2 separate regions of the Mus musculus genome follow, and region 1 is linked to region 2. A link is a contact called in ENCODE Hi-C data. All regions are on one chromosome and are shown on one strand. The core of a region is the stretch at or near the end of the contact, and the rest is flanking DNA. Distances in the headings are between cores, read along the strand shown. Region 1 holds the start of Oas1f (2'-5' oligoadenylate synthetase 1F). Region 2 holds the start of Oas1e (2'-5' oligoadenylate synthetase 1E).

Region 1 (3,488 bases), core at 446-2,945, 52 kb after region 2:
GATACCTCCTGCCTGCTAACCTCCCCCCCCCCACCCGTGATCAAACACATCCTGTGCAGTTGAGTCCCACAAGCTTGTTTAGGGGAGCAAAAGCAGGTGGTTTGTCATCGTATAAACATGGCAGCCCCCAGCATCTCAGGAAGTTTCTGCCCTTGGGCAAGGAGCTTACGGGTTAGAGGCAGTTTTGTTTTATGGATCGCTTAGGCACAATTATTTAAACTTCAACACAGCTAGCTCTCACAATAGCTCATAGAAATAACCCCTTGCTGATGAAGAGCTTACAGAATTTATTGTTCCATTAAGTAAATAAAATGAAGGTTGAATATTTGTCCACCTGGATAATAATTGACAGATCACAGTAGCAAGTTACTTGGGATCTATAATAATTATTACCCCAGAGGTCTTAAGATTAAAAAAATGAAACTCCATGGGCATTCCCTAAAGTTCCATGTAGAAATCCTATAGACATTGATTGCAATGCTCTTCTAGATGGCTCCTAAAGAAAAGGAGCATATAATTTATGGTCAAGTTCCATAGGGTCCACAAATGTATTTGTACCCACTCCAGCTTACAAAGCTTAAAAGTTTAAACTACCTATAGTCAATCAGCTTTTATCAGATCTTTCTCAAGCACTGAATGTTTTTACTGACCTCGTGTACAAATTAGCACATAAATGATAGAGAGATCTCTCTGTTCTATATAACCCTTTATTTTTTTTAAAAAAAGAGATTTATTTATTTATCTTATATGAGTATTGTAGCTGACAGACACACCAGAAGGGGGCATCGGATCCCATTACAGATGGTTGTGAGCCACCATGTGGTTGCAGGGAATTCCTGGAAGATCAGCCAGTGCTCCTACTCACTGAGCCATCTCTCCAGCCCTCTAAACTTTTTATCACAAGATGTGGGAACTTTTTGAGAATGTTTAAAAAAAAATCTGTGAGGAAATTTAGCATAAAATTTGTAACAAAAGGCTGTTTGTTAAACTTATATATATTTTAATTTCCACCTATACACTACATATATGATTTGACTCTTATTTAGAAAAGTAAGTCTACTACATCATGCTATATTGGAAAAGTATCTTTTATTCTCCCGCTGTAATTGCTGTCTTGAAGGTTTCATGCCCATGTTTGCTAATCTAGGCCCAGTCCTGGAAGCTTCTAGCCTCCATTCAATCTTATCTGGTGTTTTTTCAATGTCTGAGACGTGCTGCTGAGTAAGCTCTTCCTTTCCAGCTCTTTCTGAACTCTGGAGGGCTGATCGACATCAATCAATAAGTATGGACCAGTCACCAACCTACACAGCTGTGCTGAAACGGTGTCAGGAATCTTCTGGATTTCTCTCACTTGTTCTTCTTGTTTTATCGATGTGTGGGTGTGGGTGTGTGTATGTGTTTGTGTGTGTGTATGTGTCTTATGCTGTAAAAAGTCTAGGAGACTATAAGACCATTTTTCCAAGACTAAGAAGGTAAGAACAACAGAAACTATGTTTATGGTACCTCCTGCCTCCTGCCTGCTGTGATGAGAATCTAAAGAAATACCAGCAGGTAAACAAACTCCAGAGTGTCAGGGAGCCTGGGAGCCAGAGATGGCAGATGCAGAGGTCTGATATGTACAGCCCCGCCTTGCCTAGGAACGAAAAACCTGCTATGGAAATGATGGACAACTGGCTTCCAGAGGCAGTGCTACAGTCAGCAAACACTTCCTGGCCATAAAATGGTGAAGGATCTTAGCAGCACCCCAGCCTGTGAGCTGGACAAGTTCATACGTGATCATCTCCTTCCCGATTCCAGCTTCCATGCTGAGGCCAGAGCAGACGTGGACTTCATAGGTGCTTTCCTGAAGGAGAGATGCTTCCAAGGTGCCACCCACCCTGTGAGGGTCTCCAGGGTTGTGATGGTGAGTCCCATTAGCCCAAGCTCACCAGGATGGGGTGGGGAGAGGACGCTCAGATGCCAGCCTGCAGTCCTTAGTGGGGGTGTTAGTTACCTGCCTGCTCTGTGCCCAGTGTCCTCATGTAGACCCCAGCTATGGCACAGGGCAGAGGACAAAACAGGGACCCCACTGCTGGATGACTGGACTGATGGAAGCTCATTGCCCATGGGACTGTATGACAGCAGTCCCTGCCTCAGTCACTGTGAAGGCTGCAGAAATGTCGTGTTGTAATGTCCACTCATCTATGTATGTCAGGGGTGCAAGTGTGTTTGTTAGTGATTGTGCTCAGTGTTTTATTTAGGGAGGATCTCTGCAGTATCATTTATTCTTGTTTTCTCAAAATGTTCCTTTTTGTAAATTCACTTTCCTTAGTTTCAACATTCGCTCTGTGACCTTTGAGTTTTGGTACATACTTTGTTTATCTAAGCATGATATATATGTGTCAGGATTCTCTATCCATCTCTCACGCTCAGTGGTGGACTCCTACATACTGTTCAGCATCTGGACTGCCTGGCACGACTCTCCCTGTCCCTCGTCATCCTCATCCTTGTCTTTTAGGGCGGCTCCTACGACGAACACACTGCACTCAAGAGCAAGTCAGAGGCTAAAATGGTGGTGTTCCTTAACAATCTCACCAGCTTCGAGGAGCAGTTAAAGCGACGGGGAGAGTTCATTGAGGAAATTCGGAAACACCTGTGTCAGCTGCAGGATGAGAAACCATTTAAAGTGAAGTTTGAGGTGCAGAGCTCAGAGGAGCCCAACTCCAGGTCTCTGAGCTTCAAGCTGAGCTCCCCTGAGCTCCAGCAGGAGGTGGAATTTGATGTGCAGCCAGCCTATGATGTCCTGTGTAAGTCAACCAGCAGCAGAGCCTCAGTCTGCCCTCCCCTCATGCATGAATCCTCTCTTCTATTTCTGTGTGTGTGTGTGTGTGTGTTGGGGTAGCATGTTCTCATGTATGCAGATGTCTGTTCACATGTTTGCCTGTGTGGGTAATGGTCAGACGCCAGCCTTGGAGGTTGGTTACTTAAGAGCCTATTTTGGTTGAGAGGTTGACCTGGAGTTTGCTGCCCCACCTTCATGGCTCCTGCAGTAAGGAGCTGGGGTCAGGTGGGGTGTGTGTTCTGATAGAGCTGAACCCACAATCTCTGGCACCTGGAGCCTCAGTATATTTATTAGGTACAGCACAGGGTTGGGTAGAGGGGTTGCCTAGTCCCTGCTGTAAACAAATACCCTTAGACATACGTTCAAGAGTACACTTGGAATCTTCCACTCCTTAGAAGCTAAGTGAATTTCTTTCTCCCTTTCTTTCTCCCTCCCTCCCTCCCTCCCTCCCTTCCTTCCTTCCTTCCTTCCTTCCTTCCTTCCTTCCTTCCTTCCTTCCTTCCCCTCTGCCTCTCCTTTCCCCTCCCGATCCTTTTCTTTGGAGATTGTTGACATGAAGCTGACAGATCCACATATCTGGTCAGAAAGTGAGCCTGAGGGATTCTCCTGTCTCTACCTCCCCAGCACGGGATTCCAGGTGTGGACTCTCCAACCCTTGCAAGCCCAG
Region 2 (3,610 bases), core at 45-2,544:
TTCTCTTGCTGCAACTGGAGCAGGTGTTTCCGAATTTCTTCAATGAACACTTGCTGCCACTTTAACTGGTCCTCAAAGCTGGTGAGATCATTAAAGAACACCACCATGTTGGCCTCTGACCTTCCCTTGAGTGCATTGTGTTCATCATAGGAGCCTCCCTAAAAGACAAAAATGAGAATAAGAAAGGATAAGGAGAGCCGTGCTGGGCAGTCCAGAAGATGAACAGAGTAGGAGTCCATCACCAAGAGTGACCAAGAGTGAATAAAGCTTGCCCATGTGTAGTGGAATTCTATTCAGCCCTGAAGAATGAAATTGGCATCTCTGTAGGATAATAGATGGTTCTGGATCTCCTTGTGGTACAGGAGATAAGCCAGGCTCAGAATGATGAACATCCTTGATTTATCTGTTTCTATCCAGAATTGTGTGTGTGTGTGTGTGTGTGTGTGTGTGTGTGTGTGTGTGTGTGTTAGTGATGAAAGGAAACACTCTGGGGAATTCAGGTTCAAGTACAATGTAGTGAGATGGTAGTGGGTGAGAGGACACAGAGACATATTAAACTGTTGTCACAATCCCCCTTGCTAGCAGAGTATTAAAAGGAAAAGGCCATGACCACCATGACTCTGGAAAGAAAGTCTGTATCAAAGACCACAGGACAAATGTCAAAATTAAGGAAACTGAATTCACAAAAACATTTTAAAAAATGATAAAAAGTGATATGTAGAGATTTCCCCCCCCCCCCAAATAAAATGCTGAGCCCAAGCAATAACACAGTTCAACTCCTGACATTGATGAGTAGACATTACAACACAACATGTCTGCAGCCTTCACAGTGACTGAGACAGGGACTGCTGTCATACAGACCCATGGGACAGATGGAAACATGAGCAATGAGCTTCCATCAGTCCAGTTATCCAGCAGTGGGGTCCCTGTTCTGTCCTCTGCCCTGTGCCATAGCTGGGTCTACATGAGGACACTGGGCACAGAGCAGGTAGGTAACTCACACCCCACTAAGGACTGCAGTCTGGCTTCTGAGAGTCCTCTCCCACCCCATCCCGATGAGCTCAGGCTAATGGGACTCACCATCACAACCCTGGCGACCCTCATAGGGTGGGTGGCACCTTGGAAGCATCTCTCCTTCAGGAAAGCACTTATGGAGTCGATGTCTGCTCTGAGCTCAGTAAGGAAGGTGGTGTCAGGAAGGAGTTGATCCTCTATGAAGTTATCCAGCCTCCAGATTGGGGTTCTGAAGAGTTCCCTCGCCATCCTGAGGCCAGGAGTGTTTGCTGACTGCAGCCTTGCCTCATGAGTCAGCTGCCCCTTATATCCATAGCTGCTTTCTCTTCCCAGGAAGGGCGGGGCTATGCAGATCAGACCTCTGCACCTAGATAGCCTCCTAGATTTTTAACAACAACAACAACAACAACAACAACAACAACAACAACAACACCAACACACACACACACACACACACACACACACACACACACACACACACACACACGTTACTGTAACATGAAGAGAAGCGAGAGAAATCCAGCAGCCGGCAGGCAGGAGCTCCAGCACAGCTGTGGTGGGTTTGTCACAGCTGACTGGTCCATGCTGGATATTGTTTGTCACAGCTGACTGCTCCATGATGGATATTGTAACGAGCCGTCTGCAAGGTCCTGGCTAGCTTCTAGTTCAGACTTAGCGTCTGTGGGTTCTCAGATGCACACCCATGATGTGCCTATCGTCCAAGGCCTAATCCAAACCCACCTTTCTGCCCTGTACCCCCACCTCTGTCTGTCCATCCATAAAGGACAAAGGTCTCACATCCTTCTTTAATATGGGATCTCACTCCTTTGCTCAGGGTGGATGTGAACCTGGGGACCTGCCCCATTGGACCCCTAAGTGCTGAGCTCACAGGACTGTGCCTCTCTCCCCAGCTGTAACCAATCCATTGCCACTCTCCACTTCAATAGCATAAAGTGTCGACCTGTGCCCAAGATTCACCTTCATGAGGGTGATCCTGTCTCCATGCCAACCTCTCCCTACCCAGCAGGAGTGAATATTCATCATGGCAGGATGGTCCACACCTGTGATTTCAATGCCTGGGAGCTTGATACGGAAGATATAGAGTTCAAGGCCAGCCTGGGCTATGTGATGAGACTGTCTCATAAAATGGAAAAAAAAAGTCTCTCCCACACTCATATGAGTACACACACACAGACAGTCACACACACACACACACACACACACACACACACACACACACACACACACACACACACACACACACACTGCCCACCCCATATACCTAAATTATTCTTGCAAGTGATGCAGACTACAAGGAACAGAAGAGTGATGAAATTATGACCACATTGGTTCTCCCATGGTTTTTTTGTCACGTGTGATGGTTTGTATGCTTGGCCCAGGGAGTGGTACTGTTGGAAGGTGAGCGGCCTTGTTGGAGGGGTGTGGCATTGTTGGAGTAGATGTGTTACCATGGGTGTGGGCTTTAAGACTCTTGTCCTAGCTTTCGGGGGGGGGGGGGGCAGTATTCTGCTGACAGCCTTCAGATAAAGATGTAGAACTCTCAGCTCCTCCTGCACCACGCCTGCCTGTACGCTGCCATGTTTCCTCTTTGATGATAACAGACTGAACCTCTGAACCTATAAGCCAACCCCGATTAAATGTTGTCCTTATAAGAGATACCTTGGTCATGGTGTCTGTTCTCAGCAGTAAAACCGTAACTGAGACACCACGACTCATAGGTGTCTTTAAGGGATTTTCTTATGGAAAAAGCAGAAGCCATGGCCTTGTCATTCAGGTCAGAAGCTAGCATTTAGCAAAAGCTATAGTCTTCATATCCTGACTGATAGCAGAGGCTCCTTGGTGGATCCTGATCTTGCCTGAGGGAACTGGAATGCTGAAGGCCCCTCCCACAAGTGCCGGGGTGGGAGGACAAGAGGCTGAGGGTCCTGAGCAGGTCTAGCTGAGAGCCATGCTAATCATGCTTTAGATAGTCTATGACATTTATTTCCTGTGTGTGAGCATGTGAAGTCAGAGGACAGCTTGTAGGAGTTGTCTCTCTCCTTCCACGCTGTGCATCCCGGGGACCAAACTCAGGCCTTCAGGCTTGGTGACAAACACCTGTGCCCTCTGAGCTATCTCAGTGACCCTTTTTGCTATTGCTTATGAAGTAGAACCTCTGTTATAGACTGGCTGTCAGTCCACTTTCAGCAATCCTCCTGCCTCAGCCCCTGTCGCTGGCATTATAAAGTGTCACTGTGCCAAGCTCATCTATACCACCTCCATGCTCTCCCGAGCATCTGAACAAGGGTCACTCATCACAACGCAGCCAACCTCCACGATAAGTCTGCCTGAGTCAGGGAGTGTCCAGGTCCCAAGGTGTACGACCTGGATTTGCCCTCTTGGCCACATGTCCAGCAGCTGCTGGAGACATGATATCCTCAGGAGCCCCCTGAGAGGATCTGACCAGCTCTGCAGAAGTGGTTTGTGCCTCTTGAAAGGTAAAATATAGTGGAATTAAATATCCTCCTGGACATTTTGTAAACTATTCTTTGAAGTTATCATAATATACCTTCAATATATTTTAGTCAAATTCACC

What was found. Hi-C counts contacts between places; a loop is a spot of excess contacts on that map.
Region 1: a map of v-Abl transformed pro-B cells shows a loop between it and region 2 (2.0-fold over the local background). The contact joins the promoter of Oas1f here to the promoter of Oas1e in region 2. A Hi-C loop is called at or near these places in 8 of 37 maps with a recorded cell type or tissue (T-helper 1 cell, T-helper 17 cell, T-helper 2 cell and 4 more).

Annotation. Positions count from the first base shown.
Region 1 is chr5:120,845,672-120,849,159 of GRCm38, forward strand. It overlaps Oas1f (2'-5' oligoadenylate synthetase 1F), which reads left to right and starts at 1,696. Exons shown (of 6, transcript NM_145153.3): 1 at 1,696-1,903; 2 at 2,498-2,786. The coding sequence starts at 1,721.
Region 2 is chr5:120,794,236-120,797,845 of GRCm38, forward strand. Oas1e (2'-5' oligoadenylate synthetase 1E) reads right to left here and starts at 1,295. Exons shown (of 6, transcript NM_145210.2): 1 at 1,081-1,295; 2 at 1-158. The coding sequence starts at 1,263.